Regions from separate parts of the Mus musculus genome. Here region 1 is linked to region 2. A link is a loop called in an ENCODE intact Hi-C map of the cell type or tissue named here. Cell type or tissue: heart. All regions are shown on one strand. Each heading gives the region's core, and the rest is flanking DNA. Links, peaks and the distances in the headings are about the cores only. Region 1 overlaps Abca4 (ATP-binding cassette, sub-family A (ABC1), member 4). Region 2 holds the start of Gclm (glutamate-cysteine ligase, modifier subunit).

The links. A loop is a pair of places that touch in the nucleus more often than their neighbours do. Peaks named below come from ENCODE experiments on the same cell type or tissue, not always from the same donor. Only the 100,000 strongest peaks of a DNase experiment are listed, where the experiment ranks them.
Region 1: it touches region 2 in a loop (2.2-fold over the local background); 3 of 42 quality-filtered maps call a loop at or near these places.

The regions. Positions count from the first base shown.
Region 1 is chr3:122,161,545-122,177,626 of GRCm38, forward strand. It overlaps Abca4 (ATP-binding cassette, sub-family A (ABC1), member 4), which reads left to right. Exons shown (of 50, transcript NM_007378.1): 41 at 757-877; 42 at 1,317-1,379; 43 at 2,244-2,350; 44 at 5,104-5,245; 45 at 8,349-8,483; 46 at 9,198-9,301; 47 at 9,385-9,477; 48 at 12,235-12,484; 49 at 14,530-14,616. Among named protein-coding and RNA genes, the nearest start is that of Gm40137, 42 kb to the right of the region's middle. In heart, for the core only: CTCF peaks have their summits at 8,222 (motif pointing right) and 11,309 (motif pointing left); no DNase peak of the experiment used is centred there; H3K27ac peaks cover 569 bases.
Region 2 is chr3:122,234,117-122,249,603 of GRCm38, forward strand. Gclm (glutamate-cysteine ligase, modifier subunit) reads left to right here and starts at 11,441. Exons shown (of 7, transcript NM_008129.4): 1 at 11,441-11,995. The coding sequence starts at 11,870. Gm46822 (a long non-coding RNA gene) reads right to left here and starts at 10,256. Exons shown (of 6, transcript XR_001783970.1): 1 at 9,755-10,256; 2 at 9,517-9,650; 3 at 1,171-1,270. In heart, for the core only: CTCF peaks have their summits at 11,322 (motif pointing right), 11,521 and 12,156; DNase peaks (open chromatin) are centred at 11,425 and 12,025; H3K4me3 peaks cover 3,137 bases; H3K27ac peaks cover 4,224 bases.

The sequences.
Region 1 (16,082 bases), core at 4,023-12,022, 76 kb before region 2:
AGAAAGATTTTCAGAGAAGGGTCTGTGCCTTGAAGGATGGGGAAGATTCTCTTGGCAGGGCAGGAGCAAGAGAACATGCTGAGGCCAGCAGGTGGGAATGGCCTGCATAGTGTAAGGACCAGGGTCAGGTGCCAGTGGTTGGCAAAGGAGTGAGTGTAACTTAAAAAAAAAGTACAGATGGCAAAGGCATAGAGGATCTGTCTGCAGGACAGAGATGCTTGAAGAGGTTAGACTTGGAACCTATGACTTGGACCAAGAAAGATTTGGAACGTGTGTTAATAAGATGCCAAAGCTATCTTGTCATCGCATTGGTAAGGAAGGCTGGAGAAAGAGGGAAGGTTGGTAGCTAATAACTCACCTACATTTCACTTGCCGTAGAGCAACGGTTTTAATAATATAAAGCTGGCTCCCAAGTCTTTCCTCAGGCACGACTCAGAGTTCATCTTCACACAACCTGAGACAGCCTTCTCTCCCGTTCATGTGGTTGAAGAAGACAACAAGGCTCAGAGAGATCCAGGGACAAGCATAGGTCAGGCATGAAGAGGCAGGACGGCAGCACAGAGAGGATTTCAACAGAAGCACTTGACCTGCCTGCCTAGTGTCCCTCCTGACAGGAACCATTTTTAGACTAGACTTAGAGAAAAGAAGTCCAGAGGAGTAAATGTGGGGGAACGGGAAGGATAGTTGGGCGAGAAGGACGGTGGCATGACGGTTACTGCACGCCCAGCACAATCCTGCCCATGCCCCTTCCTCTAGGATCGCTGAGCCTGCTAGAGAGCCCGTTTTTGATGAAGATGACGATGTGGCTGAAGAAAGACAAAGAGTTATGAGTGGGGGAAATAAAACCGACATCTTAAAGCTAAACGAACTAACCAAGGTGAGGAGCAGGTGTGGGCGGTATTTTCTTGGCATTACAAGCCGAGCACACAGGTGGCACAGGACCATCATGCTGTCCCATACAACCCCATACTGTCTTTGTATTGTCACTTGCCTCCTGGGAGCACCTATTTCCCATGACATTATCCCTGCTGTTCATTGTGGATACCACAGGGTCTCCAGAAGAGGTTCTCCAACTGAGCCCTGGCCTCTGCTCTCTGCTGTTCCGTTTGCACATGGCATGATTCACCCTCCACACCTCTCTGTGCCGTGGCTCCTCTTCCAATGCTGTGTTAATGTGTAGCCTCCTGGTGTTTGTGGTTTTCTTCCAAGTCACTCTGTGCTGTCCTTTGCTCTCACTCCTCTGCCCTGCCCTACCCTATTCACTCACTGCTCTACCCCTGTCTTGGTCTTGAACCCAGTCTCTTTGAATTTTACAGGTTTACTCAGGCTCTTCCAGTCCAGCAGTAGATCGGTTATGTGTTGGAGTTCGACCTGGAGAGGTGGGTACCGTACTAACTAACATGAAATAGCTCTTGAGAAAAATCAGCCCTCCACCATGAGTCTTCTCCCTCTGACCAGAGCTTGACAGTAGAAATCTAATGAAAGTCAAACTTTCTAGTAGATAAGGTGTGTGTGTGTGGGGGGGTTAAGTTTACTATTTTTATTTCACACAATAGATCTAAAACAAAATTTTGATGTGTAGTTAATGTACAGCTCTCTTAGTCAGGGTTTCTATTTCTGCACAAAACATCATGACCAAGAAGCAAGTTGGGGAGGAAAGGGTTTATTCAGCTTACACTTCCATACTGCTGTTCATCACCAAGGAAGTCAGGACTGGAACTCAAGCAGATCAGGAAGCAGGAGCTGATGCAGAGGCCATGGAGGGATGTCACTTACTGGCTTGCTTCCCCTGGCTTGCTCAGCTTGCTTTTTTATAGAACCCAAGACTACCAGCCCAGGGATGGCACCAACCACAGTGGGCCCTGCCTCCCTTGATCACTAATTGAGAAAATGCCTTATAGCTGGATCTCATGGAGGCATTTCCTTAAGGGAGGCTCCTTTCTCTGTGATAACTCTAGCCTGTGTCAAGTTGACACACAAAACCAGCCAGTGCAAAAACATTACTGAGATATTTTTCATTTTTCTTTTTTGTCCTTGTTGTAAGTCTTCAAAGCCAGTGTGTTCCACGTTTAGTGCCCATGTTGGTTAGGATTAGATGTGTTTCATGTTGGTAGCCACACATGACCAATAATCTCAGTAATGGCACCCAGGTATGAGTATCCCAGCTCTCACACTGGCCTGGGGTCTGGCAATGAAGATGTCCTTGGTCACTAGGGCAACACCTGTTCTCTGTTTTCTCCTAGTGCTTTGGCCTCCTGGGAGTGAATGGTGCAGGCAAAACCACCACATTCAAGATGCTCACTGGGGACACCACAGTGACATCGGGGGATGCTACTGTGGCAGGCAAGAGGTGAGTGCTCTGCCCTTCCTGTTGTACGGTGTCCCCCATAGGCCATGTCCTTGTCCTAGCATGTGGAAAGCCATCCAGTGTCATATGCCAGTATAACTCCGAGACCTAGAAAGATCTATGCAGAGAAGGGGGCCTCCCATAGAATGTGATTCAACAACACACAAGACATAGATACACTGGAAAAGCCAGACTAAAATGTAATGGTTGGGAGTGTGCTCTTAGCATGAATTCCTAGAAAGTTCTAGAAAACACTAAGTCAGTGGTTCTTCATCTCTTTGGGCTATAGGCTCCTTTGAGCAACTGCTGGACACTGTACCTTCTCCCTCTATAAGGATATTCCACACCCTCCCTTTCACTCCCTCCTGACAGCTTACAAAGCTTTGAGGGATGTACTGAGCCCAGGGGTGCATCTGTGATCCCACTGCAGCCTCTGGATCCCAGGCTAAGAGCTCCTAGGTTGATACATCCTTTCTCTGGGTTGAGTTTCTCTCAATGGAGGTCCTCATCTAAGGGACTTCAGGAGACCCCCATCATCATTAGCCATTTGCATGCCAATCCTTTTTCCCATCAGACCAAGGAAAGCTGGCAAAGAGAAAGTTGGCCTGTGTTTTTGGCTTCTGGAGAGTGGCTATTGGCCTCTATAATAATGTGAGCTTAAGCAGATCTCTACTCTGTGCGGTAGGGCATGTGGGTCCGTGCTCCACCCTACCGCTGGGGTGCTGGGCAGCTCTGCTAGACTGCATTTACCCTGTGCCTCCACTGTTGGGTGCTGGGCTTTATCAAAGTGCCAAGACATCTCTCAGGGTGTGGGAAAACAGCCAAGGATGTGGGAGGCCAAAGCTGGGGTTCCCAGGTTTCTAGGCATCCAGTCACAGCTGGGGTGCCACACAGAGAAGAAGGGAACAAAGTGTTGTGTGTTGTGTCGACAACCCATGACAAGGCCGGGACCAGAGGCTACAAACTCCTGGACATCCAGGCTCCCGCTAGGTTGTGTGGAATTGGGAATGAGCTGGGGGGCGGGGGGCATGGGATGAGCGCTATGATGACAAGCCCGGGGCCAGGGGAGTGGAAACTCTGGCTTAGTTCATCAGCAAAAGTCTTTAGGATGGTTGTCTGGGAGCACAGAGAGGCCTTCTGCAGGTGACTCAGCCATCAAAGGCATTCTCCCTGCTTCTCACTGCAGTTCTGCTCACTGTGGAGAAAGGATACATACCAACAGCTCAGGGTGGACCAGGTATTAAATACTTCTTGCTGGAAGGAATGTCTGGGAAGGGAAGCTTATTGGCTAAACCTTCAGGGCCTCATTATCCTACAGAACTCTGTTTCTGGCTACATGACCACAGGTCACATTTCCTATGTGAGAAGTGTGGCATGTGTTCCAGGCCAGGAATCTAGTAGGGAGCAGGGAGCTGCCTACTATTCCAGGTGGGTGCCGGGTCTCTGAAACCACTCAACTGTACCAAGTTTCCTGGTACCGTCCCTTGTCTCCCCAGGGCAGGGAAGAGAATGGTCTGTCTCTTTACTGGCTGTTCCTGAATAGCAGCACCCATGCACAGTGTCCTCACAGCGCTCCATTCTGGCTTATTATTAGTGGAGACAGACATTGCTGATGGCTCCCCAACATCTGCTTGATTAAGACCCTCTGCCTTTACCCAAGAGCTCTGCTCAACACAGCCCAACAAGCAGGGGGAGGCTGGAGCATACCTCTGGGATGATAGGTGAATCTGAGATTCCAGCCCTCCATGGCCATATGTGGTGGGTCTGAAGCAAACACGTTGACAAAGATAGAGCCAGGTCATGGCCGAGTACACTTTATCTGCCACCCAGCTATCTGCTACCAAGCAAATACAGTGATAACAACAGGACTTATGGTGAGAGAGCTCAGTGGCAGATATAGGAAGCTATTAGGCGACACCAGTTTTAGTACAGATGAGACACAGCCTGCTATCCTGAGGTAAAACTGAGCTGTAATTTAGAGAGAAAGCAAAGTTTTAAAGACTGGGGCTTACAGGTGAGATAACTCCTATAATTTGGAAAGGTTCCTTCCTTGCTTCCCTGAGTAGTTTCAACTGTCCTACCTATACCTGGAGTGGCCTTTGTCACAGCGGGGGAAACTGCGCCTGGACTCGCTGTGTCCTGTCCTGTTATAGCTATCCTATATTAATAAGCTCTGATCTGTAAGTGGTTAGACAAAGGTGACTGGATAACATGCTCTATGCACAGGTTTTTGTTGTTGTTCCAGTCAATACATTTTCTAGTAAAGTATCGATACGGGATTAAGCAGATGGAGAAGACAGAAACATATTCTGCCGCTTGCCAGACTCCTTTCTCTGGGTAGTTATCTGATTACCCCTCTCTGTCTGTGAATAAATACAGAGGATGTTGTTGACTTCCACTGGGAGGTATCACCTTTTCCAAGCTACCCCTCAAAGTCTGGAAGGGATTAAGATCCAGGAACGATCCATTGATCACTTCCTAAACCTTTGCTTCTAAGCCCTCAAGCCAGGAGATCCAACCTACTCCTCACTCACGTGGCAAGTGTCACCTTAGCTGTGTGACACTCAGAAGAAGCCAACTATTTAAAGCCCAGCACTCCGGAAGTTCACGTTACTAACTAAGGGATCCCCACTTTGATGTCCAAATTCTGAGTGTTTCTAAAATGGAGAAGGTCTTGCCCCACGGCCAATCTGGCCCCTGCTCTTTGGTTACCCCCTCTATGAAGGAAACTCAGTAATTCCTCTTTCTTCTTGCAGCATTTTAACTAGTATTTCTGATGTCCATCAAAACATGGGCTACTGTCCTCAGTTTGATGCAATCGATGACCTGCTCACAGGCAGAGAACACCTTTACCTCTATGCCAGGCTGCGGGGCGTGCCATCGAAGGAAATCGAGAAGGTGAGAAACAGTGTACTGTGGCCATGTGGGAGGTGGGCAAGCTATGGCCTACACTTATGGAGTACAGTCATGTAGAGACAGAAAACTGGGCACACTGTCCACCCATTCCAGCAAGTGAACATATCTCCTGTGTGCCAAGTCCTGACCTAGAAGCTAGATATAGCAGCAAACAAAATGAGCTCATGCACAGTAAATTCTTGCCCTGGAGTCTGTTTGGTGAAACATGCATTTGTCCTTTAACCTCAATCAGTATAGCAGGAAATTTAAAAGTGGCAGTTTTTTTTTCCCTAACCCAGCTAGCTCCCAAATAATTGAGATAGAGATTTACAGATTTATTCAACAAACTTTAAGCACAATAACTGAGCAGATATTCCTAACCCTCTATGCTACCTAGCTACTTCCCAGCCACACACCCAAGTTAGTGGCATTGGCTTGCTCTGCTCTAGTGTGTGCTCCTGGTGAACTCCCTTGGTGACCTCCTCCTCTTCCACTTCTCCTCTTCCTCTTCCACCTCCTCCTCTTCCTCTTCCTCCTCTTCCTCTTCCTCTTCCTTCTCCTCTTCCTCTCCCTCCTCTTCTCCCTCCTCATCCTCCTCTTCCTCTTACTCTTCCTCCTCCTCCTCCCTCCACCTGCCTCATGGCCCTTCTTCTTCTAGATCCTTGCCCACTTCATGGTGAACTCCTTCTCCCTGACTCTTCTCCCTGGGTCCCCTGGCTGGGATTGGAAGTCCAGCCTTTGTATCTCCTCTGCCCAGTCATTGGCTGTTCAGCCTTTACTTAACCAATCAGAGATAACTGAGGAACATTCTTTATGCCACATTGATACAGGAAATTCTTCAATATTCCTAGCAATGCCCCCACATCCGTGCCAGATCTCATGCATGCACAGAAATCAGGAATACATGGTGCACAAGACCAACCCCCAACAAATCAACATTCTAGAGACTTATCCTGACGATTCACATACCACAGTATAAAATGCTTATGCGCATGGTTATTCATTACACTTGTGATTGCAAAGTACCTGATATCACCTAAATATTTAGACATGGTCAGCTGGATGGTACATGTGACATTCTGATGCTGCTGTAGGGAAAGAATAAGGATGGCCTCTGTGGCCTGTTATGACATATTGTCAGGGTTAGTTCTAAAGTTGCTGTATGAGAACAGGCAAGGTGTGAAGGTGAACATGTGGGACGCTGCTTTTAGGTAAGAAATAGAAAAACAAGAAGCAGCTGTGTGGGTGCTTAGCTTTATTGATAGAGGGGTACACCAACATACCAGACAACAATGATTTTGATCATAAGAGGAAATTGGGGAGAAGGGCAGAATGGAGGGAGTAATGGTTCTCTCAGGTTATCCTTTTGTCTAGCTTTGACTCATGCAGGTGTGCGCATGCGCTACAGATTCAAAACTAAGACTGCATCAGTAAGAATAAGAAGAGAGAGAAAAAGTGGAAACAGGAAGAAAGTCTACCACTCAATATAAGTGGAAACAAGTTACTCTGTTTTAAATAATTGTGCAGATAGTGGGGTATTTATCCTTAGTCGTGGGCAAAGTAGCGTAGGACAGAGCTCTTCAATTTCTGAGCTATTTTTTTTATGTATTTGCCTTTTATTTTAGTATGGACAGAATAATTCTGAATAATTGTAGGTATGTGACATAACTGAGTAAATGAACAAATGTGTTGATGTTTGAGATGTTCACTTCTTTGATAGAGGAAGTAGAATACATTTAGGAAAAGGGAAAGCAAGAAAGAACTAATTTAGTAATGGATGGATCACAGGGCTCCCAATGGAGGAGCTAGAGAAAGTACCCAAGGAGCTAAAGGGATCTTCAACCCTATAGGTGGAACAACATTATGAACTAACCAGTACCCCTGAGCTCTTGACTCTAGCTGCATATGTATCAAAAGATGGCCTAGTCGGCCATCACTGGAAAGAGAGGCCCATTGGACACGCAGACTTTGTGTGCCCCGGTACAGGGGAACGCCAGGGCCAAAGGGGGGGAGTGGGTGGGTAGGGGAGTGGGGGTGGGTGGGTAAGGGGGACTTTTGGTATAGCATTGGAAATGTAAATGAGCTAAATACCTAATAAAAAATGGAAAAAAAAAAAAAAAAAAAAAAAAAAAAGAACTAATTTAGAGGAGTGGGTGGGAATTGGTGATGTCACTATGTCGTCTTGAAATGTTCATGTGCATGTGTTTGTGCATAATGTAGGTGTGTTCATACATACACTCATTATATGCATGTGTGTGTATATGTCTGTCTGTCCCTGTCTGTGTCTATCTATCTGTCTGTCCTCTGAGAGGACCAAGGCACAAAAATACTCTAATAGCAATGGATACACCTAATATCCAGATTTTGGTCCTATACCATCCCTGGACAGGTTGTCCTGGGTTCTAACAAGCCATGGAGAGCAAGCCAGTAAGCAGCACTCGTCCATGGCCTCTGCATCAGCTCCTGCCTCCAGGTTCCTAGCCTGTTTGAACTGTTCCTACCCTAAGTGCTTTCAATGATGAACAACACTATGGAAGAATGAATGAAACCGTTTCCTCCCCAAAATGCTTTTGGTTACAGTGTTTCATCACAGCAATAGAATCCCTAGGTTAAATACCATATTAAAGACATCAATAGACAGTCACCTCTGACCCAGGAAGTATAACAACAATGGCAATATACCCCACTGTTCACCCCTCCACAGTGCCTACTACAGTGCCTGCCTGGCTCGTGCTAAATGCTCTATAAATATTCATTAGATGTACAAGAAGGTTGCAGATGTGTCCCTTCTTTGGGGGTAGAGTCAATGGGTTTGAGATGCACTGTCTTCTCAGAGACCCTGGAACTCTTGGAAAGATGTATAGTCTTTGGAAGGCTGAACGCTCTTTCCAAGAGGGCTGTAGAGCTCAGGAAGTCGCACTGGTGAAACCAAAGGTCAAGTGTAATCTTAAAGTATGTACTGGTAGATACCGGCCAGCAGATGGCGCTGTCACAACAGAGCTGAGCCTGGCAGGATGACCTCTGAGAACTCAGCCTTGGTCCATGCCTGTTCCTGGGACCTTCAGTTGTTCATCATCCACCAGCTGAAATTTCTTCTCTTTCCTAGGTTGCCAACTGGGGTATCCAGAGCCTGGGCTTGTCTCTCTACGCTGACCGCCTGGCAGGCACCTACAGTGGAGGCAATAAGAGGAAACTCTCTACAGCCATAGCTCTCACTGGCTGCCCTCCCCTGCTGCTGCTGGTGAGGGCATCGTACTCTGCAGAGTGGAAATGTCACGGACGTCCTGAGTTGAGAAAATTAATTCAGGGCTTGCAGCTTTAGAACGGCAATAGATTGCCCCTTTAAGGCAAATTAGCCAAGTGTTTGGTCACAGCACAGTCTGACCTTCAATGCCTGGAAAGTCTCTAGAAGGTCCAGAAACTCAGACTGGAAAGCCCTGTCAGCTCCAGGGAATGTTGCGATCTGGTTAGAAATTAGGATGAGGAAATCTGTGTGGACCGGAGCATCTACTTCAATCAGAGGCTCCGGGGACCCTCTCGTGAATTGGACCACAGTAGAGTCCCTGAGACCATGCAGTCTGGGTTTTAAATGACATGGGACATAGAGAGGACTGTAAAGTTACTTGGGCTATCCCCCTCCCCTGACCCTTCCTAAGGATAATTCTACTATTGTCTTTATTAATTTATTGTTATTGTTCATATTATTATTATTATCCTATTTCTGTATTTCTATTATCCTAACCTTAATTCACTCACAGCTGGCATGGTCCTATAGGTATGTACCATGTGTCTGTAGTCTCCAATTCCCCTTCTACCTATGTGTCCTACAAGACATGGTTCTGTCTTGCTTGCTGGGAAGTGGCTGTGCACTTGTCTGTTAGCCCAGGAAGGATGTAGTGATGGAGAAAGACCAACTCCGCGTCCACATCTCCCTCTTTTCTCTCCTACTCTGCAGGATGAGCCCACGACAGGGATGGATCCCCAGGCACGCCGCATGCTGTGGAACACCATTGTGAGCATCATCAGAGAAGGGAGAGCTGTGGTTCTCACCTCCCACAGGCAAGAGATCCCCAGGGAGGTGGAGAGAGGGAGGGAGGAGCACCCCCTCCCATCTGTCTCACTTCCTCTCTCCTGCTTGACAGCATGGAAGAATGTGAAGCTCTGTGTACGCGGCTGGCCATCATGGTGAAGGGCACCTTTCAGTGTCTGGGTACCATCCAACACCTCAAGTACAAGTGAGCAGGTGGAGGGGCCTGCGTTTAAGTACATTCTGTGGGTTCATCCAGGCCTTGACGTCATCATGGACAGTTGGGACGCTTGCCTAACCATTCCACAGGCATTGGCTAGTGATGGCTGGGCCAGACTCTTTAGAGGCAGATGGAGAAAGCCAATGAGATGTTCTACACTGGGCTAATTGCTTGTGGCTGGAAGCTCACAGGAGTCTCTGGATAGGAGAGTTCTGACTGGGACATTTACAGAACCTGGCTGGCATGGGGGAGGGCCATTGTCACTGACCCAGTATCAGCCCACATTTCCTTAGAGATCCAGGACTTGTGGCACATTTTGTGAGGGTTTACAACCAATGTAGGAATGAGTAAGAGACCAAACAGCTTGAGAAACAGTTTTTCTTTCTAGAATATTATGTATGGTTAGGTTTGAAAAATAAATGACCATATGTCATATGGCAAACTAACAATCTTGAGGAATATTACCTTGTGACCACAGACTTATAGGTGGTTAGAGATAATTCCTTATTATTTATAACTTGTGAGATAAAACTAGCAATTCATTGAAATGAGATTATTGTAACATCGTCTTTCCTCGCATCCTAATATGTCAGTGGATTTCTAGTTGTCACTCTTTCCCAGGCATACTAGAATATATTTAGCATGCTTATGAGGAGCCAATGATATAAGCTATCAAGCTAGCTGGCTAGGATAACAGAGAATGTCACTTATCTGTGCTGACATCAAACCTTAGGGAGTTCATGAAGTGTGTTTCACGGGAAACTACCATCCTTCACATGGGTGGGAAGATCTAAGATATATGGTGAATTTGGCAAAAGGGTTTTTGATCCTGATTTATTTCTTAAATAACTACCATGTGGAGACTACACAGATAGCTATAAAAGTATCAGCATGTGAGATCACCAGGCCCGTGTCAGCAACTCCCCATGCCTAACTGCTAGAGTACATCCTTCCACATTCCCTCTCATTCCTCAATATCCCAGTGGTAGCCAGGTAAGGGGGAGGGTAAGGGGGAGGGTAAGGGGGAGGGTAAGGGGGAGGGTAAGGGGGAGGGTAAGGGGGAGGGTACTCCCATGTGAATGGATGGCTGATTTCCAAAAACTGGATGGCTACTATCTTCTTACTGTAGAAACAGCCCCAGTTCATAGAAGAAGTTCTCCAGTAAACTTTAATGAGTATGATATACCCCAATGTAGGTTATCACAGTCCCCAGCCCATGATTCACACTCTTTGATGGACCATTCTTGATCTACATAGCAAGGGGCATCATTGTTAGTCTGCTTTATATCACTGTAACAAAATACCAGAGGAAAAACCTGACATCAAGAAGGAAAGGCAGGGGCTGGAGAGATGGCACAGAGGTTAAGAGCACTCTTCCAGAGGTCCTGAGTTCAATTTCTGGCTACCACACTGTATTAGTCAGGGTTCTCTAGAGTAACAGAACTTATGGATAGTCTCTATTTAGTAAAGGAGTTTATTGATGACTTACAGTGTGCAGTCCAACTCCCAATAATGGTCAGTAGTAGCTGTGACTGGAAGCCCAAGGATCTAGCAGTTGCTCAGTCCCACACAGCAAGCAGGCAAAGGAGCGAGAGAGATTCCCTTCTTCCAATGTCCTTATATCGTCTCCAGCCGAAGGTGTAGTCCAGATTAAATGTGTGTGACACCAGGTCAGAAACTTCTATCTCCCAGCCTCCAGATTAGAGTCACTGGTGAGCCTTCCAATTCTGGATTATAGTTCATTCCAGATATAGTCAAGTTGACAACAGGAATAGCCACTACTCACGGTGGCTCATAACCATCTATAATGAGATCTGGTGCCCTCTCATGGCCTGCAGGCATATATACAGGCAGGCCACTGTATACATAATAAATAAATATTAAAAAAGAAGGAGGAGGAGAAGGAGAGAAAAGAAGAGGAGGAAGAGGAGGGGGAGGGGGAGGGGGGGAGAGGAAGAGGAGGAAAGGCTCCTGGCTCAATTGATTTGGGCCTGGGGTAGAGCATCATGGTGGTGGTAATGTGTGGTAGAAAAGCCTACTTACCTTAGTAGATTCTAGGAGAGAGGGAGAAACACACACACACACACACACACACACACACACACACACGCATGCATACGCATCCACAGGCAAATGCACATGCATGTATGCACGTACACACACAGACATCTTTCAAAAACGTGTTCCTATGATCTGCTTGCTTCAGCTGGGTCCTACCTCTAAAGGATTCATCCACTAATAATGTGAGATCCCCTCGTGATCATATCACCCCTAAGTTCCAACCTCTGATCAGGGCTGCAGGAAGGACCAAGCCTTTAATACATGAGTCTTCAGGCAATATATCATATCCAGACCATAGCACAGCTCCACACCCTTCATGAACTTTCCTCAGGGAATAGTGCCTTCCCAAGCCTTTGTTCTTCCCTAGCAAATCATATAGAAGCCATTCAGTCTTCTCCTCATAGAGCTGAGTGCTCTAGTCACAAGTCTTTACGGATGGGCCTAGAATCTCCACAGGGGGCTACAACCACCTCGGACTTCAGCAAGTACGTTCATCCAACTTCACCACACAGACATTTAGATCTCCAGAAACTGATGCCAAACATTTTTTTCCGCTCCTGTTTTTAAACATGCGGAGCAGGCCAATGCTATGGGCTTTTAATCCCTATTATGCCTAATGAGTGCACTCTTTGTCTGGGGATTGCCTTAGCTCTTACAGAACTGAACACACTGTGCACTTGCTAGGTTTGGAGACGGCTACATTGTCACAATGAAAATCAAATCTCCAAAGGACGACTTGCTTCCCGATTTGAATCCTGTGGAGCAGTTCTTCCAGGGCAACTTCCCTGGCAGCGTGCAGAGGGAGAGACACCACAGCATGCTCCAGTTCCAGGTCCCCTCGTCCTCCCTGGCCAGGATCTTCCAGCTGCTCATTTCCCACAAGGACAGCCTGCTCATCGAGGAGTACTCAGTCACCCAGACCACGCTGGACCAGGCAAGTCCACCCAGGGTACTAAGTGGGTACTGTGCCCACTGTGCTAACACCTGACAAGAGTAGTGGGTAACGTGGAAGGCAGGCAGGATGCCCTCGCTTTAATGCAGTGTTAGTCGCTCTCCCTTAGATTAAAGGCTGACATTTCAGAAATGCGTTTCCAACACCATTTTAGTCATCCACAAACTTGACTATTTTTGCTTCTTTTTCTTCTTATATTTCATGCTTGCTGTTTTATGGTGGTAGCTGATTTCTTTTTCTTTCCAAGTCAACTTTGTCATGTGTGATTTGAAAAGAACAAATAGACGTATTTAACTGTACGGCTCAGTGAATTTTGACAAACATTTGCTTTTTATGTAGGTATTTATTGGTATGGATGTGATGTTTGTGTGCGTTCATGTGTGTTTGCGTGTGCATGTTTGCATGTGTGCAGGTACATATGAACGTGTGTGCATTTGTGCATATGCATATGGAGGCCTAAGGTTGACATCAGAGATCTTCCTCGATTGCTCTTCCTCCTATTCCTTGAGGTAGGGTCTCTCAATCAAACTCAGAGCTTTCTAACAATATGGATAGTCTTGTGAGCCAGCTTGCTCCAGAGATCTCCTGTCTCCACCTTCCAAGGCTATAGTTATAGCTTGTCGCACTTACCAGGCATTTATGTGGGTCCTGAGTGTCTGATCTCTGGTCTCCATACTAGCATGACAAGCATTTGAAATATTTTAATGGCTGAGCTGTCTCCATAGCTCATCTTTACTCTTCTCATCTTGTGTCACTAAAATTTTAATGGCTGAGCTGTCTCCATAGCTCATCTTTACTCTTTTCATCTTGTGTCACTAAAATGCTGTCTTCCAAACACCACATCCCCACTCTTTTTTTTTTTTTCCTGACAGTCTCTGGAAATTACCATTTCACTTTATTTTTGAAGATGTTGTTATGTGTAATCCAGGACCATACGTAAGCCTGCTTCAGCTTCCCTAGTGCTGGGATGACATGTGCTAACATGTCTGGCTTCATCTACTTTCTTTCTATAAAATTGTCTATCATCTATCTGTCTGTCTGTCTGTCTATCCATCTATCAATCCTATCTATCTATCTATCTATCTATCTATCTATCTATCTATCTATCTATCTATCTATGGATATATAGACACACACACACACACACACACACACATTCCTAAACATATAAATACAACCTTGTAGTGGTACTTACATGTGTATGTTTTTGTCCAACTCCCTCGGCATTCCTAGTATAGTTCTTTGTGTAGGGTTGGGGCCACCAGAGCTCCCCCATGATTCACATTAGCACATCTATTGGTGTCTTCCTTGATCAGATCCTTCTGTTGTCTATGAACCTGACTACTCTAGGCTCTTCATGTAAGTGAATAGTAATTGTCATTTTGGGTCTGATGTAAGGACCCAAGGCTTCATGTCCACACTGTATCGTGACTGAGGAATAGCCACTTCGATCCACATTTTACTTATCTATTCATTCATCAGCGAGCATTTGAGTTTTTCCTGGGTTGTTGGGGGATTGGCCCTTTTTAAATTTCTTTTGTTGTTGTTGATGTTTTGTTTTGTTTTTGGTCAACATCCTTAAAGACTGTTTGGTAAAACAAAGGAACTAAGCGAGTGTTGACCTCTAGAGAAGCTCTCGCCACCCTTAGAGAAGTGACAGTCACACAGGACTCCTGCAGGAGTTCTGGCCACACTGCTTGTAGAACAAAGAACACAGCAGAGAGCAGTTGCCTTTACTCGGTTGTTTTTAGAGAGCCTGGACCCTGGCAGCTTCCTTAGTTATCCCAATTTCTCCAGTCCATTGCCCTTTGAAGCCTCCTGCAAGCTCTTAGGCTCAGGCGTCTAAGAAGCAAGCCGTGTCCAGGGCACAACTGTGGAGACCTGCGACAGGCCATAGAAGGCGACAAGCCACAGCAGCCTGGCTGGCTGTCAACTATGGGGAATGCAGAGCAAAACACATAGGTGTTGTGGGGGGGGGGGGGTCTCATCTTTCTGGAGACGGCTGCTTACTTTTCTCTTGCCTGCAGGTGTTTGTAAACTTCGCTAAACAGCAGACTGAGACCTATGACCTCCCTCTGCACCCCCGGGCTGCTGGAGCCAGCTGGCAAGCCAAGGTATCCTACTGCTCTCTCCTAACCACGGCTTAGGTAGGGCTTTAGCTCAGGGGCCTCACTGACTAATTGGGCCTGAGGTGCTCCTGGGCTCAGGTGAGGCTCTGCAGAGAGCCCACCCAGCTCATACCCACAATCCTCCTTGCCTGGGCCCAGGGGTTCTCTAGTAGGAGCTCATCTCAGTTGAACACTTGACCCAGTAGCTGAGTGGCTCCCCACCGTCATCCGAAAGCCATTTGGATGGTGTGGGTGAATCACATTTAAAAGCATTTATCTATGCATGTGTGTCCAACTCAAGTTGTCAGGCTTGAAGGCATATGCCTTTATCCAGGGATACCACCTCACATCATTTTTTGGAAGAAACTGTTCCACACATTTTTCTCCTAACAGCATAAACCCCAAAAATCTCCAAACCTCAAGTTTTAGGAATAAGCAGGGAAAGAAAGAATAGTGAGACATCTTGGCTGTTGAGATATTGACAACACTTCTTGGTCACACTTTGGAGCTTAAAGGGTCCGGGCTGGGATACTGTGCTTCAGTGGTGGACGTGTCTGCTTAAAGCCAATGACTGGAAGGTGGATTCTTTGTTCTTCACGGAAGTATCAAGATGGGAAAGGAAGAAGTGATAGAAAGGGATAGAAGGTACAGGTTGTGGCCCAAGATAAAGCCTGGGGTGGACTTCCTGTACTGCCCTGGGCACAGTGCCCACACTGGGAGACAGTCATTGCCCAGTTTCCCAGGTGGAAAGAATGCTGGAGAAAGTAGTGGGGTTGATGCCAGCAGCCAGATGGCCAGGCTTATTAGTGAGACTTCACAAGGACAAGTCAACCATTTTGTCTGGACTACTGAACAGCAAATCAAATCAAATCAAAGTACTTTAAAAAAAATAGATGTGGAAAAAAAACCTTATTTCCCACTCCTCCCAACCAATTTCTTGATTGCAAGAAAAGTCCAATGCGGCCGAAGAGAAAAGCACATCTTTCCAAGGGCATGCTTCTAAAAGATGTGTCACCACCCCATGGCCACTGGGCAAGGTCGACTTTGTCTCTGTCACCCTCCAGAGGGCCCGGAATGCCTGGCCAACCTTCGAACTGTTGTCTCTCATTTCTCTATCTTACAATTGCTGTTGATACCGGTTGAAAAGTTATTCTCTGAGAGTCACTTACAGTCACGAGTCCTTTTTATAACAGAGAATACAAAATTATTTCTAAGAACTGCCAGTGATCCCTACCCCATACCACAGCATACTGTTTGTTTGTTTGTTTGTTTGTTTATTGTTTGTTTGTTGACTGTATCTCATTGTATAGTCCAGGCTGGCTCCAAGGTCATGGTCTTTCTGCCTCAGCCTCCTGAGGGCTGGGATTACAAATGTTTGCTACCTTAGCCAACAGTGCAGTCCCTCCTACAGGGCTAACACCTGACAACCTCTGGAGCAGGTTGGAGTGCTCATGGCCTGAGATGTGGACGGG
Region 2 (15,487 bases), core at 7,488-15,487:
GAAAAGTATTCTGTGTCCACACTTTTTATATCGGTACCACAGATTCCTGTGGCCACAGTCTGTGTGGAGAGCACAGATGACAGAGGTTAGCCTGTTGTGAAGGCTTCAGACCTGCTGCTCTCTGAAGGTTCCCAGCACACTCACCCCTACTCAGCTCTCACCATCGGCAACCATAATAGTTATTTGTGTAAGGGAACACAGTGTTCTTCCTTAACTCCCTATTTTAGCTAAAATTTTAGTTTATTTATCAAAGACACTTAGAGTTTTGTTAATAGTTCCACTTCATTGAAAGTCCTAACTCTGTTGTGCTTGTGACATGATGATCAAACGGCCATTGAAACCTTAGAAATGCACCAACAAGTCTGGTCTGTGTTTATTCTTCTCGCTGATTCAGTGACCCCAGCTGACTTTGTCCTGTTATCTACAGAAGGCAGGTTTTCTACCTTCATCTATCATAATCACCTGACTAATGATGGCCACCAGCACCACCCCCACGCAGCTTCTCCACTGCTTACCATAATTTACCCGGCTCTGTATTTTGGATCAAATGCACAGGTGAGAGAGTCAGGCTGTAGCTTGTCAGATAATGGCTGGGTGTCTTTGAGTCTAAAACTGCTTGTAAGAATTGTGACATTGTTGGGGTGTAGTCTGTGGGGATTGCTAAATGCCATACTCCTCACCCAGTAGAGAATAGATACCACAGAAGGTTCAGGAAAAGAGGGTATGGATTGTATAGGTAAGGGAACTTAGAAATAGCTATCTCTCTGTAGTCCACCAGTAAACAATACACACTCCCTACCACTATAATGAAAATAATCTAATGACCTTGAGCCACAAATCAGATGAACTGCATTCTAGCTTGCTGGGAGCCAGTTAGAATCATCTGGGAATAGGTGCCACGCCTTGCCAATCAACTCATAATTTGAGATGAGATGTAGTTAGCATTTCCCAAGCTCCCTAGTAATTTCAAGCATGTAACCAAATTTAAAAACAAAACAAAACATCGAACTAAGTTTTCTTGTTCTACTTAGCAGTGTAAAAATGGATTCATCCTCCTGAACATTTTCTAGGCAAAAGAATATGTAGTTTTAATTTTGAATAGGGAATTCTGGAAAGGATATACAGTGAATGGCTTTTGTTTTGAAGTAGAAATGTTGAATTTGTTTTTACCTTTATTCGAACCTCCTTCGCTTTGGTGAGGCCACTTCCATCTCCTCAATGGCAGTGGGGCTCCAGGCTTCCAGAGCACAGCAGCTTTGCATCTGATCACCTGGGATAGCAGATGAAGAGGGAATGAGTTTAGAAAGACTCTTACATTCATCATTACTAGAATGTACTTAATTCATCTATACTCAATAGGAAAAAAATGAAAAAGTCTCAATATATGCTGAAGGTAGTGGCTTCCACCCCACTATAATTTTTTGTTACGCTTTCAGCTTCTATATTCAATCCAGTCTGACAAGTGTCACTTATATTTATAGGAAAGCACACATATAAAGGGATGGATAGCTTTCTATATCTTCTGAAATGGTCTTGTAATGTAGGCCAGTCTGCCCTTGAACTTGTGATCCTCCTGCCTCCACATCCCTGGGCTGCCATTATAGGCACATGCCACCAGTCCTGGCTGGAAGCCATGCATTTGCCATTATTATGAATGAAACAGACCACTAATTTCCATAGTTGTGATATCATCATGCATGTGTCAGCCTCATCTTGCTAGAGGGTCCTGAGGAAGGGTGTTTGGGAGCAGTGGAAGAAGGACTCAGTCAGTGATGGATGCAAGGTGACAGCACTGTGACCTCCCAGGCAGACCAAAGCCCAGACTTTTATTTGCATAAACTACTTCCTCAGAAATTGTGCATCAGTTTAATTATTTACCCCAGCTTCCCTTCTGATCATTCCATGAACCAGCATTTTATGACCTTCACCCATGACCCTTAAAGATACAGAGCACATTTGAGGCAAATGAACCAGACAGCATTTTGTTTTGTTTTTTTTTTTAACATCCTATTCGGTTTGCTAGGCATAGCACTTGTGGTTGCCAAGTCTAGACACAGAGGCTATTTTTATGTGAGAAAATTAGCTTTAAGTATAATACTTTTTCTAATTTTTTTTTTTTTGCAATTTAGCTAGCTTTTGTTTGTGCTGATGCAAACAGCACTGAAGCTACTTTTTATAATTTTTAGCTCCCTTAACATATTCTTTTAATCTTTGCTTTTTTTCTTCTTTATCTCAACAACTCCAAGGCTTATTATTAGAAAGTATTAAGTGAGCCCAGAAAGCAGGGGCATCATTAAGCCTTCATCTTTTGTTCCTGATACCAGGTTTTTACCTCTATTGACCAAATCCTGTCTCCTTCCTTACTATCTTTCTGACTAAACTGACTCATTAGTGCAGCTGCCTCTATCCTTTCAGGTCCGTGAAGCCCCTCATACAATTCATATTGGATCCTTATATTTTGCATAGTTGAGGAATCCTATAGAACAGTATAATCTTATGCTAATTTGTATATTCTTGAACTCATATTTTCAGAGATCTTTCTCGTAGCCTTAAGGGCTGTCCTGAAGGTCACAGACACTACTGCTGCAGAACATGAGACACGTAATCACTTTCCAGAATCGTGCTGTCTCTGATGATCAAGGAGTTGCTATCCTTGATAGGGAGAACATCCCCCAAAGGAGGAACATGAAGTAAAATATGATTATTATTATGCAAACAAGCCTTGTGCTTATAGCGACCATCAGCACTGAGGAGACCCAGGTCCTGCTGGCTCTGCCACAGGTGCAGGAACCATGTCACACTGTCCCTTCTGCAGCCATGCTGGACCCAGTAATATTACAGTGTAGGGTCATTTGTGATCCGAGATATGAGGGATCTGGGAGTGAAGCAGTGAGCTGTGGAGTGAAGAGTGAAGAGCATCAGATGGAGGTGAACATAGATGCTCCTCATTGCAGAATGGTGTTGGAGAGGTAACAGATGGCAAAGTATGCCTTATGGGTTCTGATATCAGCCCATCATCACCATCTTATAAACTGCCTTCTATTTGTAATGCATTTAGTCACCACTTTTATGTAGATGACTTGCACAAACTTGCACTGTATTTATGGGACAGATTTCTCCCAAAGATTTAGACAAATATTTATATGCTGTTTGAATGTCTTCCACGTACTGCAAAGTCAATATGTTAATATACAAACAAACCATTTTTTTTCTCATCTGTACTTTTAGAGAACACAGTACACAATTTGCTAACCCCTCATAACCTGATCTTTCCTCTACCACATTCAAAGCAGTATTACCAATTATGGTGAAGCCATGATGCGTGCTACCTATAGGCTTAGATTTTTCAAAACTTACTTTAATAAGGGTTCTCAAACACTTTGACACCCTGCCCCTTCTAGCTCACAGTCTAAAGGTAGGGGAGAAAAGATGGTAAATAGGACAAGGGGATATGGTTTAGTAGTTCTTTGGGGTGATTTTAATCTGTTTGTCAGGATACCAGCAGCACAGTTCAGTAATGCCAGGATACCAACAGTCCAGTTTAAAAGTGTCACCAAACACAAATCAGCAATGATGGCACAATCCAGCAGAAACTGCTAAGCTTCTGCCAAATTGGCACGAGTCAACAGAGTGAACAGGACCAGTTGGAACATCAGGAGTTCTCTTCTGTGCCTTTCTCAACAAAATGAAGATCAACGAAGATGCCAAGCCTTGTGCTTATAGCGACCATCAGCACTGAGGAGACCCATGTCCTCATGAACAGTTGCACAGCTAGTTATGTAAGCAACCTATCACTGTCTATTGAGTCCTACTTATACTCTCTTTTAATATCATATGTCCTCCCACAGGTCTTGCCTCATCAAAACACCACATGAATAAGCATCACATGACACAACCAGAAACTTTCACTTCATAGAACAGTGCAAATAGATCTATATTCATCAACTTACACAAAACTCAAGTCCAAGTGGATCAAAGACCTCAATGTGAAACCACTTACACTAAATCAAATAGAAGAGAAAGTAGGGGAATATCCTTGAACACACTGGCACAGGAGACAACTTCCCGAACAGGACACCAACAGCTCAGGCATTAAGATCAACAATATAAAGAACTCAAGAAATTAGACACCAATAAACCAAATAACCCATTTAGACATAGTATACAGAGCTAAACAGAGAATTCTCAATGGAGGAATCTCTAATCACCGAAAGCACTTAAAGAAATGTTCAGTATCCTTAGTCATCAGAGAATTACTAATCAAAATGACTCTAAGAGTCTACTTATACCCTTCAGAATGGCTAAGATAAACTCAATAGATACCACATGCTGGCAAGGATGTGGAGCAAGGGGAAAACTCCTGCATTGCTGGTGGGAGTGCAAACTTGTAAAACAACTCTGGAAATCAATTTTGCAGTTTCTCAGAAAATTGGGAATAGCCCTACCTCAAGACCTCAAGCTATACCACTCCTGGGCATATACCCAAGAGATGCTCCACCATACCCAAGGACACTTGCTCAACTTTGTTTAGAGCAGTTTTATTTACAATCCAGATGTCCTTCAACCAAAAAATAAATTTTTAAAATCATGGTTCATTTACATATTGGAAAATGACACAGCTACTAAAAACAAGAACATCATGAAATTTCAAGGCAAATGGATGGAACTAGAAAAATATTATCCTGAGTGAGGTAACCCAGACCCAGAGGGACATGCATGGTATGTACTCACATATAAGTAGATATTAACCATAAAGTACAGGATACTCATGCTACAATCCACTGACTCAAAGAAGCTAAATAAGTAGGAAGGACCAAGGGAGGAAGCTTGAACCTCACTCAGAAGGGGAAATAAAACAGTCATTGGAGGTGGGTGGAGGGGATGAGGAGGAGGGGAATCAGGTGTAGGGAGAGAGCTGTGGAGAGAGGGCAGGGCAAGTGAATGGAAATTGGTGAAGAGGGCAAGGTTATTATGAACCAGAGACCTGGGGTTGGGGAGGCTCCAGAGAGTCTATGATGGTGACTCCAACTGAGACTCCTAGCAGTGGGAAATGGCCATCTCCTGTAGCCAGGCTGAACTCACAGTCTAGGGATAAGGATGAAACCCATCCACAAAACTTTTGACCCGAAATATGTCTTGCCTATAAGAAGTGCAGGGACAAAGATGGAGCAGAGACTGAGGGAAGGCCTACCAATGGCTAGCCCAAATTGAGAGCCCATGGGCAAGAATCAATCCCTATTAATTAATTAATGGTGCTCTGTTATGCTTGCAGACAGGAGCTTAACATAACTGTCCTCTGAGAGGCTCTACCCAGTAGCTGATGAGAAAAGATACAGAGACTCACAGGCAAACATTAGATGGATCTGAGCCTTGTGGAAGAGCTGGGGGAAGGATTGAGGTACCTGGAATAGATAAGAACTCCACAAGAAGACCAACAGAGTCAACCCTTGGGGGCTCCCAGAGACTGAACCATCAACTGAAGAGCATACATGGTCTGGACCTAGGCCCCATGCACATATGTAGCAGATGTGCAGCTTAGTCTTCAAACAGGTCCCCTAACAAATGGAGCGGGGCTTACCTGGACTCTGTTGCCTGCCTGTGGATCCTGTTCCCCTAAGTGGGCCGTCTTGTCTGGCCTCACTGGGACTTCATGTGCCTAGTCCTGCAGTGGCTTGAGATGTCAGGGTGAGTTGGTAACCAGGGCAGACCTCCCCCTTCTCAGAATGAAGGGAATGGGGCATTGGGGAAGGGTCATGTGAGGGGCGTGCCAGGAGGAAAGAGTCTGCAATCGGGATGTAAAGTGAATAAATGAATGAATTAATGGGTAAAAGGGCTGGAATTGAAGCTTTCTGTCAAATAATTATTAACATTATTCAAGTCAGTTATTCACCAGTTTCTTTGAAATCCCAGTAAATGTGTACTTTCTTGTTGCTTTTAGGACGTTCCTATGAACCTATATGGTAGGTTGACTCAGGGGGAGAGCTCTGACCCATGCCCTCTGCACAGATGTAACAGTTGTGTAGCTTGGACCGTCTCTGACTCTGTTGCCTGCCTTTGGGACCCCTTTCCCCTAGTGGGCTGACTAGCTTAGCCTCAATAGGAGAAGATGCACCTAGTCTTACTGCAACTTGATATGCCAAGGCTGGTTGCCAACCAGGAGAGGCTTCAACTTTTCTGAAGAGAAAGGAAGAAGGACTGGAAGTTGGGTGGGGGGGATGGAAGGGGAGGAGGGAGGGGAAACTGCAGCTGGGATGTACAGTACCGTGGGGATTTGGGGGTGCAGGCCACTCCACTGTTCTGAGCTAACGATAGGGCTGATGCAGAAGGGGCAGCAGTCGGTTCGCCTCAGAGAGGGGTGAATCTAAGAGGCCAAGATAATGCTTAGGCGATGGCAAAGATTTAGAACAGAACAGCCGTTCTGGTGGTAAGCAGGTATTTTAGGAGCATGCCATGCAATTGAATACAACAAGCAAGACTGTTAGTAGTACTGTAATTCTACTGAGAATGTAGAAAAATCGTTGGGGCAGCTTTGCCCTTATTAGAGAAAGAGAGCAGGTGAGAATGCCATCTAAAGATCCTTAGCAGGCTTTGCTAGGTTTCAACAAGACGGCTGATTTTGCTGTCACCATTGTTGTCACTTGTCTGGCTCAGGAGTTGAAGGAGCCTTTCACCAGCCAATTTACGTTCAGAAGTCAGTCACTGAGTTTCTATTACTGTGTCCTCGTGAGGAAGAGAGAGTCAGGGAGGAAGACTTTTCCGCATGATGCTAACACAAGTACTATTTAGTATTGTGAAACTTCGTTGTGTGGCTGCCTGGACACTGTACCAGAACCTTCATACCAGAACCCTCTAGAAGGATACATTTTTTTTATTTAAATCTTGATGGATGTAACTCACGTTAGTCGGATCAAAGTGTAAGTCACTGTGCCATGTGACACATGTTTGTCACATCAGACTCCTGCACCACAGGGAGTAGATGCTTGGAAATGTACAAGAAGTCAGATAAGGTAACTGTCCCATGGTCAGTGCATTTCCAGCAATAGATGCCTGAGCCCATGGACCAGGTGTGATGCACCGGCGGAGGTGGCCAGGATGGGTCAAACCCAAGAGAAACCCAGATACTAGCTGTTAACATCACAACCAGGCAGCAGCAGCGAATCAGGAACCTAAAAGAGAAATGTATTTCTAATAGGATTGTGTCACAATGTCCGGGGACACCATTTGGGTGTCCTGAATAATTTTTCAAACCTGAGTTTGACAGCATAGGCTTTGGCAGTCTCCTTTTACCAGCAAGCATGAAAGGTTCGGGTGCAGGAAGACACACAGAAGCTGTCAGAAGTACACGTCTAAAGAAACTGTGCTGTGCTTGGTAAACACAAATTTTAAAGATTTGGCCTCAATATTTAAGAATATGGAACTGTTTTCACTTCCCCTGCAGAGAGAGACATCACAGCAGTAAAGTGAGTGAAGGTCTTGTCCTGTACCTGGGCAGTGTATATATTTTTCAGGAAGAGAACCATTGGTGAGAATTTTGTCCAAAATAATCTATCCTATGGCTATGTACAATGTCTGACGACTGTAGTTCATTAAGCTGTTAACGAATGCTGATTATTTTAGTTCTCGTTATACGTTTTCCTGCTGGATGTTTAAGACCATCTAGGTGGTTAAAATGAATCTTTTTGTTTCCTCCCAAGGGCAGTTGAAGACCTGGTTATCAGGTGTGACTTGGGAGAAGCTCCTGGCTCATCTAGCTTTTCTTTTTCCCTTTAGTCTATGTATGTGAGGAGAAGCCAAAGGCCTTGCTTGGCCGTTGCAATTTTTCCTCTGTGTTGACCAATGTCCTGGCAGACTGGATGCTGGGTAGAGCCCACTCAGTGGTACAGACAAAGCCTCCCTAACAAGAGAACAGACAAATTCCCACAGTTACAGGACATCTTGAAAGATGTTGCACAGTTATCTGGGAGTTCTATGATCTTGTAGAACAAGGGGGAAGATATCCTCTGCTTTAATTTCTCTGACCAGATCAGTGTAGGTTTTCAAGTATGGTTTTTGAACTCCCAGATGGCCAGTTGTACCAATTTGTTATTTTTAATTAATATGTAATGTTATGGTAAAGTTTAACCAGAAATTAAAGTGTATCTGTTGGATCAACAGATATTCATGTCACTCTGGAACTGTTAGAAAAGAAAGTTCAACTCTATATCCACTAAATTGAGTTCAATGAAGGTCTCCAGATGGTAAAATATCTGCAAAGGAAAACTTACACAATCAATTTATCGGCAAAATATAAATTAAATAAAATTGTTCTCTTTGTAAAAGAATTGAGAAAAAGTGCATGCAAAGAAACTAAACACCTAAGATTTTATAATTAATTCCTACATTGTGCTTTCAGACTAAAATTACATTTTTAATTTCAAACATAAGTAAAATTGAAAGAAACCTATAATCCCTTGTCCTAACCACTATCTAACTACTGTTGTAAATTTCTTTGACCATGTGAATACGTGCTTCTCTATTCTTAGGCAGTATTTAATTATGGCTTAAATGGGTATTTTTTATATTACAAATGCTGTGTATATTCGTTACTAGAGACTTTGAAATGGAAGATCCACCTCAATACTTTTCTCACTTTCTCCTTACATTGAAAGCCTTGGTGTGTCCTCACATGGAGTAACATACACAGCATTCACAATCTACTTTTCCCATCCTTCCTCATGCCCTAAATACATTCTCTGCATGGATGGTTAGAGCGTAGGTAACTCATTTCTCCCAGCCTCTCTCCCCCGCCCCCTCACTTCAAATCATGTGGGGTGCCCTGGACACTTTGTCAAATTAGAGTTGTTTTTCCTTAGAGCAGATTCTAGCTTAGGGACCGCTCCTATCCCTTCAGCTGACTTCAGTCGCTGTGCCTTGAGTGTCTTTCTGACTCTGGCCTCTCACCTCTACCCAGCATGCTCTGCGTCCTGTTCTGGAGACTGGGGATAAATAGCATTGCTGCTGGCTGCTTCTCCAATCGCAGCCCTATCTGTCCTGTGCTGTGACATTTATACTATCATAGTTCATCTACAAACCCGTCACTCCCAACTGCCACCAAGAGGTTTTAAAAAATAGCTCTTTAAAAAAAACTTTTATTACAATAGATCAACTAGACAAAGTGCATTAATTGTGTAAGGCTGAGTTACAAATAACTACTAAGCAAAGGTTGTCTCAATTGTTCTGGAGCCCCCACCACCCATTCTTCTGTTTTACACCCTGGTAATAATTTCTTTGCACATTTGTGGTTTTACTACATGTTTGTACTTTCCTAATGGGTAGTTTAATTTTGTTTATTAATTAGTTTGTGTGAATAGACTCAGAGCGTATACTTTTCCATGTATCCCCGCCACCCCTTAGTTCTGTTTGTTGGTCCTTCCCAGGAGAGGGTTAAGGCTCCTGAAAACAAAGCTTACAGTGTACCCAAGGAGGAAGCAAGGCACCTCCCCCCCCCCCCTCCCCGAGACAAAAGAGCAGACTCACAATGACTTTGCAGCCAAGTTCTTCTGGCTTGTATCCCTTTCTTCTGCAGCCAAAGGAAATGTAGATTACTTTTCTCTTCACCAAGAAACCATGGAGTTACAGCAACAGTATTATTAAGTAAAATATGCAAGGCACTGAAAGCATATAAATCATGCACAGACACATTAAAGAATTTAAATCACCTGTAATATGAACCAGTAAAGAGTTTAAAATACAGCGCTTAGGTTCCTCCGCCCACCTGTCCGTTGGTTGTTTTAAAGTAGGTATTTGCATTCCACAGCCCAGGCTAACACTGGGTTCCTGATCCTCCCTCCGAGGATCCTGCCTCAGCCTGCCGAGTGGAGGAATTGTAGGCGCGTGCTACCACGTGTGGTCTCAAAGGGTCTACAAATGTACATCTCAGAAACAACGTGAAGTCCTCCGTGCACTCCTGAGTGTGCCAGCCTGTGATAGTCAGGTTATAACAGGAGAGAGTAGAATACAACAACAATTTTGAGGGCTAGGGATGCCCACTGTCAGAACGCATGTGTAAGCCTTCGACCCCAGCACCATAAATAGTAGTTCTCACTTACTGAACATTTATTATAAGCCAAGTACTGAACTAAGGACTCACCATACCTTCTCTTAGTAACTCATCACAACTACCTACCCAACGGCAGATCTGATGTCCTGTGGCCTCCAGGGGCCCTGAACGGTGCCCATAAACTCATGGAAGAAAACACACATACACACAAATAAACAATATTTTTGTATGTTTGTTTTGAGACAGAGTCTCTCTACCTAGCTCTGGCTGTCCTGGGACTCTCTATGTAGACCAGGCTGGCCATGAATTCACAGATTCACCTGCCTCTGCCTCCCAAGTGCTGGGATTAAAGGCGTGTGCCACCACCACCCGGCGACCACTAAGTTTTAACCAAATATTTACATGGACTTTTAAGAGAATATAATCAAAAGTCTAACAATGACCATAAAAAATTCATCAGAAGAATCAATTGTTTATATTTAAGTAAGGCCATGTGAGGGGCTGCTCCTGGGAAACCTCTTCTCCATGGATTCTTGCTCATTGGATGTGCACAAAGATGTACCCAACACCAGCCTCACTTTTTCTGGAACGATCTTCCAGCCTTTCCTATTTCTTAGTAGTTTACCAACTCAGATTCATGTTTCTTTTGAAAAGATTTTGCCGCCTTATAATGAAAATCTCACCTGGCTCTAACATACCTGACTGGTTTGTTAAAAAGTTTGTTTCCTGGGTAAAACTTTAATAAACGGTCAGTTTGCTATTATACCCAGCCATCTCCAGTGGGAATGGGGAAGAATCACGAACAACTTGTAAAAGTGTGAATCATAAAACGTTCTCTGTTACCATCTGTTCCTTATGCTTAACTGACCTGGAAACTAACTGCCCCGTGGTATTTTTATTGTTTAATGTTTCATGGGCTGAGGCCTTTCTCTCGAAGGATTAGGCTTCTGAAAGGGGAAAATTAAAGTTGTACTCTCTGGTTTCATACAGCACCAGCAAATAGGTAAATCAACACGCTGGAAGAAGAATGATCAGTTTGGGGGAAAGACTCTTGGGCAAAGCAAAGCAAAAGGAAAAAATAAAAATAAATTTAAAAAACAGAGCGGGGCGCGGGCAATGAGACACTCGCGCCATCGCATCAGCTCCTTAGACACAGAAGCAGGCACGCTCTCAAGGCCTGGGAGGATGGACCTCCGGCGGTCCTCTCGAAGAGGGCGTGTCCAGGGCCGCAGCGCGGGCGGCCATTGGCTGAGCGGCGCTCCCGGGCGCACCGTCAACTCTCACGAGGCGCTGGCGGCGTAGGCCGCGCGCCGCGCTCTGGCCGGCAGGGGGCGCACGTCCGCGCGCTGTTCTCCCCCGCGGCGCCGCCCGCTCCCGGCCGCCCGGCGCCACGCCCGCCGCAGGCCGAGGGCCAGTCACCCGCGGGCCTGCGCCCCGCCCCTGGCCCGCCGCGGGACGAGTAACGGTTACGAAGCACTTTCTCGGGTGAGGTTTCTGCTTAGTCATTGTCTTCCAGGAAACAGCTCCCTCGTTTCAGCGGCGGCGGCGGTGGCGGCCGCAGAAGCCGCAGCGACCGTCCGCGCCGGCGCCTCCCTCCCTTCCTTCCCTCCCTCCGGGACCGCCTCTCCGTCGCCGCCCGGCCTCCTCGGGCCCGAGCGCACACCGGGCTGTGGCCGCGCGGAGTCGGCAGCCTCGCGCTCTCCTCTGGGGCCTGGGGCACCGCCGCGCCCTGCGAGGCAGCCGTCTGCCCACTCGCCCGCCCGCCTGCCCGCCCGCTCGCCATCTCTCCGCGGCTCCGGCGCTACCCGGTCCCCTCCGGCGGCAGCTGCCATGGGCACCGACAGCCGCGCGGCCGGGGCGCTCCTGGCGCGGGCCAGCACCCTGCACCTGCAGACCGGGAACCTGCTCAACTGGGGCCGCCTGCGAAAAAAGTGCCCGTCCACGCACAGCGAGGAGGTGAGCACGGTGGGGGCCGAGGGTCTCCTCGAAGTGGGGACAAGCAGGGCTCTCCGGAGCTCGACCCGCTTCGGAGGTACCGAAGTGAGCTGGGTACTATCCCGGCTTGGCAGGTGCCACTGCGGGGCGAGGGGCGCCTCCGCCGGTCGGAGTTGATCGCACAACTCTTGAGGGCCACCGGGTCCCCTGTCTGGCTGGACAGAGCCACTGCAGCCCCGCGTCTTCATCTTCCGTCCCTCTCCCTTAGCCAAGGTAAAGGAAAGATAAAGGTTTAGTGTTTGGTAGATGGACTAACAATAGGTTTAACTTTGATATTGTTGACATTGCTTTCTCTATTGTACTGAATTTGGATTTGGGACAAATAACTTACTGGATGTTAACATTGTATTTGCTTCAAAACCATTAAAGAGGGGCAGGTGGTACACGCCTTTAATCCCGGCCCCTAGGGAGGCAATAGCAGTAGGATCTCTGAGTTCGAGGTCAGCCTGGTTTGTATATTGAACTCCAGGACAGCTAGGGCTACCCAGTGTCAGCCCCAACCCCCACGCCCCCAAAAAACCTAATGTGTAGTTGGAAGTGACAGATTAATCTAGAATTAAAATGTGTTATATTTGTGTTAATGGCCCATTCCTGAGCCAGTGGTTCTCCATGGACCGTGCAACTCATTGCAGAGGCGTATTGATAATATGGAACATGTATACTACTTAAAACAACAAAACAAGACAGATGTGCAATTATGTGTGGGGAGTAATAAGCTGGGTATGGTGGTGGGCTCTTCTAATACGCAGCCTCAGTGGGCTAAGGCAATAGAATGTAGAATTCGAGGCCAGCCTGGGCTACCATGTGATGAGGTCCTGGCTCAAAAAATAAATAAGATAAATGGAAACATTTTAAAAAAGAAACAGTTACACCTAGGAGCTATTTGACTTTGAGACTGTTTTCCCGGCTATAACTTTAACCTTGAGTAATATTCTCTCATCAAGTAGTTGTGGTAAGGAAAAGATGGGGTATGAAAATACTCTGCACACAACATGCTTGTTATCAACTGGATCATCAGAAAGGTAAACAAATCCTGGTTAAAGGCTACATTTCCTAAGTTAGGTCATATTGTAAGGTCGGTCTCAGTGGTCAGAGACAGACGGGCTTCTGCTCTTTTAGTGAGGCAGGCTCTACAAGAGCGCCTGGACTCCTTCGTTGTAAGTTGAGAGCCTTCACTGGTCAGATTGGGGAACCAGCTCCCTAGCCCAGCCTGTGCTCAGCTTCCAGCTGAGTTGGGCCGCTGTTTGAACTGCCCACTTGGCCTGTTTCTCTCAAAGGTGTCTCTGCATCTTGGCTTAGAGCCGTAGCTCCTCCCGGCACTGGGTTCAGTGTACCCTTTGCACCTTATCTCTCCACAACACACTGCAGTAGCTTGCAACGTTTGTTTGTTTTTAATGTTCTTATTCTTTGAGAATTTCAGTGCATTTTTCAACCATCATCATCAGAGAAGCGGTCAATGTTTTTTGACGGAAAATATTGCATTTTTTCATTCAGTTCACACGCTTCTGTTTCTCTTGTGTGTGTGTTTCAACATATTAGAAACAGGCTGCATAGAAAGGATATTACTAACCCTTGCATACTATGTGGGAGATGTTTTTTCTATCCTGTTGCACTTTGTAAACAATTGACTTTTTAAGCTGGGTATGGTGGCCAGGCCTTTGATCCCAGCACTCAGGAGGAGGGTCTCTGATACAGGGAGGGGTGTGTTCTGTCTGCTCTTAGAGACTTCTCTTCTGTGTGTGAGCTCAGAGGCCAGAGGTTGATGTCTGATATTTTCCTTTAGATAGGGTGCCTCACTGAACCCAGAGCTCAGGGATTGGCTAGACTAGCCTGTGTGTCTGTTCCCTCAGGCCCAGTACTGCCTACTGCCTCCTACCACTGTGCCTGGCTTTTCTCTGGGTGCTGGGATCTGAGTTCAGGTCCTCGCGCTTGTCTGACAAGCACTTCATCCCCTGGGCCGTATCCTCGGCCCGCAGAAAGAATTTTCTAACAACCAGAGATCAAAGTGGGATGTGCTATTTAAAACAGTTCAATTCACTTGAAGAGATTAAGGAAACTGGAAAACAAAACAAAAATAACCACCTTTTTCCCAAAGGCCTGATCATTTTTTTCTTATAGATTCTTATTTTTTGATTTTTTAAATTTATTTATTTTGATTTTATTTTTTATTTCCTTTTATTTTACGTGCATTGGTGTTTTGTCTGCATGCACGTCTGTGAGAATATTAGGTATTGGAGTTATAGACTGTTGTGGGGCGGTGGGAATTGAACTGGAGACCTCCAAGAGAGCAGGCAGTCTTCTTAACCACTGAGCCACCTTTCTAGCCCCTAAAATTTACTTCTATTTCATTTTTATACATTTATATATTTTTATGTATGTATTTTATATATTTGTATATGTGTTTTGATTATAGTTTCCCTTCTGTGATTTCTCCCAGACACTCGCCATTGAATTTTATGTTCTCTTTCTTTCAAAAACAAAAACAAAACCCCACAATGTCACAAAACTTCAAAATGAAAAAACAGAAGACCAGTAAGACAAAACATAGCTAGACAAAGCAAAAAGCAAAAAAAAAAAAAAAAATCTCGAGAAAAGCCATGGAGTTTGTTTTGTGTTGCCCTGGAGTATGCGTGATATACCCAGTGACACTCCTGGAGAAAATTGATTTTACCCCCTTACCAGTTGGCATTAATTGCAAATTAACTCTAAGGTTGGGGTGGGACACCTAGACTTCTTTCCTTTCTCAGTGCTAGGAACCTGACCTGAACCTGTGCAGGCCCTGCCCCAGTGCCACAGTCTCTGAATTCATCTGTGCTTCAGTCCAATTGTGTCTGGACGACACTGTCTCCTTGTCCCACCTCCTATTCTGCATGGATCCCTGTGGTCTGAGGAGGGGGTTGACAAAGACATTCCATTTAGAGCCATGTGCTCCGCAGTCTTCCACTCTGAACATTGCCCCTTTAGTCTCAAGGCTAATCCTGTCCACTATTGGAAGCAGCCACTCTGATGGAAGTTGACCAAGGCAGTGATCTCTGAGGGTTTTTTGGTTGGTTTGTTTGTTTGTTTTTTAATATCTTAAGTTTTTAATTTTGAGTTTTATGTTAGTTGGGTTGTTTTTTTTTTAAGATTTATTTATTTATTATATGTAAGTACACTGTAGCTGTTTTCAGGCACACCAGAAGAGGGCGTCAGATCTCATTACGGATGGTTGTGAGCCACCATGTGGTTGCTGGGAATCAAACACAGGACCTTTGGAAGAGCAGTCAGTGCTCTTAACCACTGAGCCATCTCTCCAGCCCTGCATTTTTTTTTTTTTTTAACAAACAAATATTTTTTAAAGATTTATTTATTTATTATATGTAAATACACTGTAGCTGTCTTCAGACACTCCAGAAGAGGGCATCAGATCTTGTTACAGATGGTTGTGAGCCACCATGTGGTTGCTGGGATTTG